Regions from separate parts of the Homo sapiens genome. Here region 2 is linked to region 1. A link is a contact called in ENCODE Hi-C or POLR2A ChIA-PET data. All regions are on one chromosome and are shown on one strand. The core of a region is the stretch at or near the end of the contact, and the rest is flanking DNA. Distances in the headings are between cores, read along the strand shown.

Region 1 (3,349 bases), core at 2-2,501:
ACCAAAGTGCCTTCTAGAAAGGCTATTAATCAAGACTGGCACAGTTGAAAGTTTCTGGATGGCAACTTTAAACAGAGGCCAGAATTCTGAATTCAGCTGGAAAAGAGGGTCCATGCACGGCCTTACGTAGGGTCAGGGCAGGCCCTTACACGGGGTCAGGACAGACCCTTACATGGGGTCAGGACAGGCCCTTACACGGGGTCAAACAGATCCTCCTCCTCCTTTCCCTTTCCTTTTCCCCCTCACTTTCCTTCTCCTTCCATCCTTCTCTTTTTCCTTGTCCTCTTCACTTTCTCTCTTTTTTGAGTATTTTTATATTATCTTATTATTATTTTTTTAACTTTGGTTTTAGGTCTGGGCCCATGTGCAGGTTTTTACATAGGTAAACTGTGTTGGGGGCAGTTTGGTGTACAGCCTCTGTTATTTTTTGACTTTTTAATAATAGCCATTCTGGCTGGTGTGGGATGGTATCTCATTGTGGTTTTAATTTGCATTTCTTTAATGATTAGCGATGAACATTCTTTCACATGCTTGTTTACCGCGGGTGTGTCTTCTTTTGAAAAGTAGCTGTTCACATCCTTCGCCCACTTTTTAATGGTGTTATTTTTTTACTTGTTAGTTTATTTAAGTTCCTTATAGATTGTGGATCTTCGACCTTTGTCGGATGCGCGCTTTGCGAATATTTTCTCCCATTTTGTGGGTCGTCTGTTGGCCGTGCTGATCGTTTCTCTGGCCCGCCTTGCCGCCTGGAATCTCTGCCTCCGTCTCTCGCTCACTCTTTGCGGCCTCAAACCGTTTTCTCCACAAGAGGGAGCTGTCGGCCGGCAGTTCAGACCCAGAGAGCGCGGGCGGCGCTCCTTCCGCCCGGCTGGGATGAGCTCGGGAGAATGAACTACCGGCCCAGAGGCTGGGATGAGCTCGGGAGAATGAACTACCGGCCCAGAGGCTGGGATGAGCTCGGGAGAATGAACTACCGGCCCAGAGGCTGGGATGAGCTCGGGAGAATGAATTACTGGCCCAGAGTGGGCCGGCTGGGCGGTGGGGGCGCTCAGTGTCCGAGAGGGTGGGTGGAGGTCATTAGGATCGGCCGGGCCTTGTGAGCTAGGGGTAAGCCAGCCTATGGACCCACAGCCCTCCAGAACCACGTGAAGTCAAAAAGGACAGTCCCCTGGGGGCAGTGAGGGTGGATGCCTCGGAGTATTACAGCGCAGGCCGCTGCCAGGGTAAGGGTGCCGGACCGGCAACAACAGCCCATCTTCCCACCAGGGCCCTCCACCTCGCATTCTCTCTCTCCCTGACGGAATTGGCCTCTTATCTGGCTGCTGTAAGAATTCTTAAGAGGAATGATCCCACTCAGCTTTCAGTCTCCCCGTGCCTTTTTGTCTGTTGTCCAGCAGAGAGAAGAAAAACACTCACCCAGCAGGATATACAGGTCTGGCTGAAAAACTCAAAACTGGTCCTTTCTGATCAGAAGCAAGTTACGATACTTCTTTATTGACTCATGCTGGTTTTTTCTTCTTTTATTTTTCTCTTTTGCCTGCATGCGGTATATCTGGCCCACTGCTGCAACATTAACCCCCTGGGAGCATCCTTTTGATTATATGGCTCCGCTATGCAGCTTTGTGGGGCCCCGTGGTCTGCAGGGGGAAGGGCAGCCCCTTCCTTTTCTGGCATTTAGGCCCCTTTCTATTTGGTGTTAACAAAGCATTGCAGCTATCCTTCCCCAACCTGGCCCATAAATGCCTTCATCAGCACCCTCACCTGTTACGAACTCCCCACTCTGTCTCTGTTCCTACTGGGTGACACCCGTAGAGCATTTACTGCACACTAGGCATCCTCAAATACATTATCTGATCCTACAACAGAGCCCAGAGCTAGCACAGGGACCAAGGTCTCAGAGGTTCCAAACAGCATAGCTGGGGTTAGAATGCAGGCGTGTCTGTTCAAAAATTCAATGTGTTTTTCTGCATTTTTCTTTCCTATCCTGCCCGAGAATACAAAGCTTAGTGTTATCTCAAGTCTCTTCTCAAATCTCAATTTTAAATGCTCTATTTCTGATATTTATTTCTTCCTGAATTGTGTGGTCTTATCGGTCCATACCAGTTAGTTCTCACAATTAGTATTTAAACTACAAGGGCGTTCCCAAAGTCCCCCGACCTGGGGTTTTATTCCATTTACACCCATCTTCCGTGATTAGACTCTCACATCCTTGAAGCAGGGACTGGCTCTTATGTTTCGAGGTGGCCAAACGTCGGAGTCAAACAGATCAGTGTCCCCAGCCATGTGACCTAAGACAAAACAACTCCCTTTCTTTTTTTGAGATGGAGTTTTGCTCTTATGGCCCAGGCTGGAGTGCAATGGTGTGATTTCAGTTCACTGCAATCTCTGCCTCTCGGGTTCAAGTGATTCTCCTGCCTCAGCTTCCCAAGTAGCTGGGATTACAGGCACACACCACCATGGCCAGCTAATTTTGTATTTTTAGTAGAGATGGGGTTTCACCGTGTTGGTCAGGCTGGTCTCGAACTCCTGAACTCAGGTGATCCACCTACCTCGGCCTCCCAAAGTGCTGGGTTACAGGCGTGAGCCACCACACCTGGCCGCAACTCCCTTTCTGAGTCAAGTTTTCCATTGTTGTAATGACAATTGTTATACCCACCTCAAAGAGCCCTGCTTAAGATTCCTTTCCTTGACTCCTGCTTGGCATCTGGACAATGGGGCCCATAGCAAGTTCTCTGCAGTGACTGTTTGCAGTTTCCACAGTGCCTAGCCCAGAGCTGAGCTGCAAGTAGGACAATATTAAAGGTCATTGGTTAATATAGAGCCAACTGTGCAGAAGTAGAGGCAGCTATGATGTAACAGAAAAAGGCCTTGGCTTGGAGTCAGAATTCCTGGGTTACAATGTCAGTTCTGTTCACTGTGAGGCCCTTGGATGAGTCACTAACCCTCCCTGAGCCTTTTCTTTATCTGTTAATATTAAAAATATGATTAATAATAATTCCTTGGATGGTCATTGTGAGTATATGGTGCGGAGGGCTACCGTTTATATAGTGATTACTGTGTGCTACATATTCTACACTAGTTACATCACTTAATTTATTAATTAACTCTGAGAGAAATGCAAATCAAAACCACAATTAGATACCATCTCACACCAGTCAGAATGGCAAGTATTAAAAACTCAAGAAATGACAGATGCTGGCAAGGCTGTGGAGCAATAGGAACGCTTTTACACTGTTGGTGGCAATGTAAATTAGTTCAACCATTGTGGAAGACAGTGTGGTGATTCCTCAAGGATCTAGAACCAGAAATACCATTTGACCCAGCGATCCCATTACTGGGTACATACCCA
Region 2 (3,414 bases), core at 149-2,648, 120 kb after region 1:
CACAACGGTGGCAGAGAACCAGTGGACTCTTCCTGTACACAGAAAATAATTATAGCCATGTTTTTTTGCTTATAATTAATTATGAGTCAAGCATTCAGTATGGCTTATATTATTCCTACCATAGCTCTACAAGGTGCATATTCTAACATTTATTTACATACAATCAAACCAAGGCTCAGAGAAGTAGTGTCTTTTTGAAAATCACACAGCTGGAAATTGTAAGAGGAGGAATTAATCTATGGTTGAACAAGGAGCGGGATTTAGAGAATCCAGAGGGAGAAACTGATTTCAGGGTGGCAGCGAGAGTCCAAATACACTATATAAGCTGGGTCTCAGGAGGCCTGGGTTGCTGGGAGAAAGCCACTGGTGGGCAACTCAGCATGCAGGAGGGATCCATTCAAAAGCAACATTTGAGTTCCCGCACTTCACCTGGCACCGTGAGTATCAATAATGACCTACTGGGTTTCAGGCATGATATGCTCATTACCTCTTTAATCGTCACTAAAACACTGCACAAAAAGACTTACTATTCCCAGTTTAGGAGATTGAAACTGAGCATAGGAGGGCCCAGCGACTTCCCCAACTCCTTGGCACACACTCTTGGCAGGAGCATGGATTTTTCCTCTTTCCTCATTTCCCATCCGAACTCAGTGATGAATGAAATAGGTGCTCTGTGTGTAGAAGAAAGGGTATTGAAATTGATGCGACGGCCCCAGGAACCTGCCCACCATAATCTTCCCTCATGATAACCCTATCCCCTTTCCATAACCCACAATCCCCACCTCACTCCACAAAGCAGTTGCTTATTACCTCAAACCCAGTTTCTCTCCTGGAAGGAGTCAAGAAATAATTCCTTCTGCTGGGTGCAGGCACATGAAAGTGCTAAGGTCCACAAGAGACTGAATTTGGGCTAAGTGTTGCCAATTATAGCAATTTGGAATAGAAAATCATTTCAGGAGAAGATCTGGTTCCTCTCCAGTGTTGAGCAGGTCCTGTGAACTCTTCTCCTACGTCCAGCGGAGTGGCATTTGGTTGAGGCTGGTGCAGAACAAGACCACAAGCCAACCACATCCTAGGGTCTTGAAATAAAGACTTTAGAAAACAATACCTAACAACAGATCTTTCTTGACTTAAAAGCCTCAAATGGCAAATCACCAAGAAGACCTGAAAATGGGTTTGGGGACACGAGGAGGGAGCACAGGTCCCAGGCAGGCAGGAAGCATTATTTCTGCTAACCCTGTCTGATTATCCTGAAAATGGAGCACGATTAACTCCTTGCTTTGTAGCTGCCTACTGTGCCTGATTTGTAAGTCACAATCTAGAAGCAGGTTACTGTTGCATTCCATCATAGCCACTTCCTCTTGAATTGAGGGAGGCAGGGCTTGTCTTCTGTCTTCAGAGCAGGGCCTGACATCTCCCCAGAACAGACGTTTGAACAGAGCAGGCTTCTGAGGTCTCCAAAATGCCTGTCCCAGCCTCCTGGCCCCATCCTCCTGGTCCTTTCCTGCTTCTGACTCTACTGCTGGGACTTACAGGTGAGCATTGCATTGGGCTAGAACCCTTTCTCCCTGCTTCCTGGACCTAGCCTTGCCCCTGGACTTGCAGCAATTTCAGATAAGCACAAGCACTGCCAAGGAAGGTCAAGGACTGGACATTGTCCAAGAGCAGAAGATCAGGGAGCTGAGCACTTTCTCTGTGGATCTGCAGCTGGCTACCAGAGGCATCAAACCTTGTGAGGCTTCTGCCACCATCACAATTAGTTACATTTTTATAATATTTTATTTGACAAACACAGAAGAATCATTATTAAATCCTTACCTGTCTTGAGTCCTCCTACCCATTTTTGTGTGCCCTCCTCCTCTTTAAGAAGTTCCACATTTCATGCTTACAGCGTCCTATATTCCTTTCTTAGGGCTTCCACAACAAAGCACCACAGACTCAGTAACTAAAACAATAGACATTTACTTTCTTTCTTTCAGTTCTGGAGGCTGAATTGCAAAATCAAGATGCCAGCAGGGTTAGTTTCTACTGAGGTCTTTCTCCTTGGCTTGTAGAAGGCCATCTCCTCCATGTGTCTTGACACATGGTCTTCCTCTGTGTGTGTCTGTATTCTCATTTTCTCTTATGAGAACATCAGCCATATTGGATTAAGGCTCCCCGCCAGTGACCTCATTTAACTAAATTGCTTCACCCATTTATGCCTAGTGCTCCGTTATTGGATCACTAAGCTTGCGGGAGTTATTTATATCCTACTGCTCAAGGGCATCGCCAAGGTCTGATTTTTCAAATTAAAAAAAAATTGCAACCTCGGGCATAAATGGGTTAAAGACCTTGTCTCCAAATATGGTCAAATTCTAAGGCGCTGGGGATTGGGGCTTCAACCCATTCGTTTTGGGGGCACATTCAGCCCATAACAGGCACCACCATCTCCCTTGGTCATCTTGACTTTCCTCTGGAGAATTTATTTTCCCTTCCCCCAGGCAGACAGGATTGGGAGGTCTTTCCTGGTGCCACCTGAGAGAGCCCTGTTCACAGCTCCCAGACAGGCTGCCTGTCTTCACCCCTTTTTCAGACCATGCAGCTGACCCCCGGTCACAGGGCTGGGCACAATAGCCTCTCAGTTGCCCACTGGGCCCTGCTGTGATGTCATCTCACAGGTCTTAGAGGGCAAGGTCTCACTTTTCAAATTATTTTTTTTACACATACACTGTACCCAAATGACAGCAGTAATAGTTCAGCAATTGCTCTCTTCCTGTAAGGCAGATGCACTTCTTAGCATTTTGTGTGTATTAAGTCAACTAATCCTCACAGCATCCCTGTGTGGAAGCTATAACTCTTGTGCTCTATTTGCAAATGGGGAGTGAGGCAGAGGCAGGAACCTGTTCATTGTCCCCTACTTCAGTCCATGGAGCAGTTGGGATCAAGTCCAGGTTGACCAGTTCCAGAGTTTATCACCCTTTTAACCATGTTATGCTATGTGTAGAAATATTAGAAAATGCAGGCAAGCAAACATTAGATTAATAATCACCCATCACACCAGTCAGAAACAATCAGAGGTAAAACACTAGTGTATGTATGTTTTCCCAAAATGTTAAAAATGTGTTGGATGGTTTCTATGTGCCAAATATTTTACTGAGATTTTTAAATTTGTCATAATTGTAATTAATGCACAAAACAACCTTATATACTAACATGATAAGCCAAACTTTTATATATATTTGTGAATGTGTATATATACACATTATATACACATATATATGCACATGTGCCTATGCATGTACATGTACATGCACAGATGAGATTTCATTTTTAATCATTGGTTCTCTTTCTATTTTCAGTGAAATTTTTAACAAAATAAATATTTTATTTTATTTTTATTTGACAAAAGTATGTATACTTATGTACAACATATTA

Evidence for each region. Hi-C counts contacts between places; a loop is a spot of excess contacts on that map. ChIA-PET counts read pairs that join two places held with the same protein, here RNA polymerase II (POLR2A). Pooled maps may share reads with other maps.
Region 2: a map of naive thymus-derived CD4-positive, alpha-beta T cell shows a loop between it and region 1 (2.7-fold over the local background). The contact joins the promoter of SIRPG here to the enhancer-like site in region 1. A Hi-C loop is called at or near these places in 1 of 168 maps with a recorded cell type or tissue (naive thymus-derived CD4-positive, alpha-beta T cell) and 7 of 50 pooled maps. POLR2A ChIA-PET finds 5 or more read pairs at or near these places in 4 of 52 experiments (PC-9, Panc1 and activated CD4-positive, alpha-beta T cell).

Annotation. Positions count from the first base shown.
Region 1 is chr20:1,774,875-1,778,223 of GRCh38, reverse strand. It overlaps the pseudogene LOC100289473. Among named protein-coding and RNA genes, the nearest start is that of SIRPG, 120 kb to the right of the region's middle. Within about 2 kb of position 1,251, at least 4 of the 41 ENCODE cell types and tissues checked have a DNase peak (open chromatin) inside an H3K27ac peak, as active enhancers do; they include PC-9, where a contact is called at or near this core.
Region 2 is chr20:1,655,763-1,659,176 of GRCh38, reverse strand. It overlaps SIRPG (signal regulatory protein gamma), which reads left to right and starts at 1,398. Exons shown (of 6, transcript NM_018556.4): 1 at 1,398-1,535. The coding sequence starts at 1,463.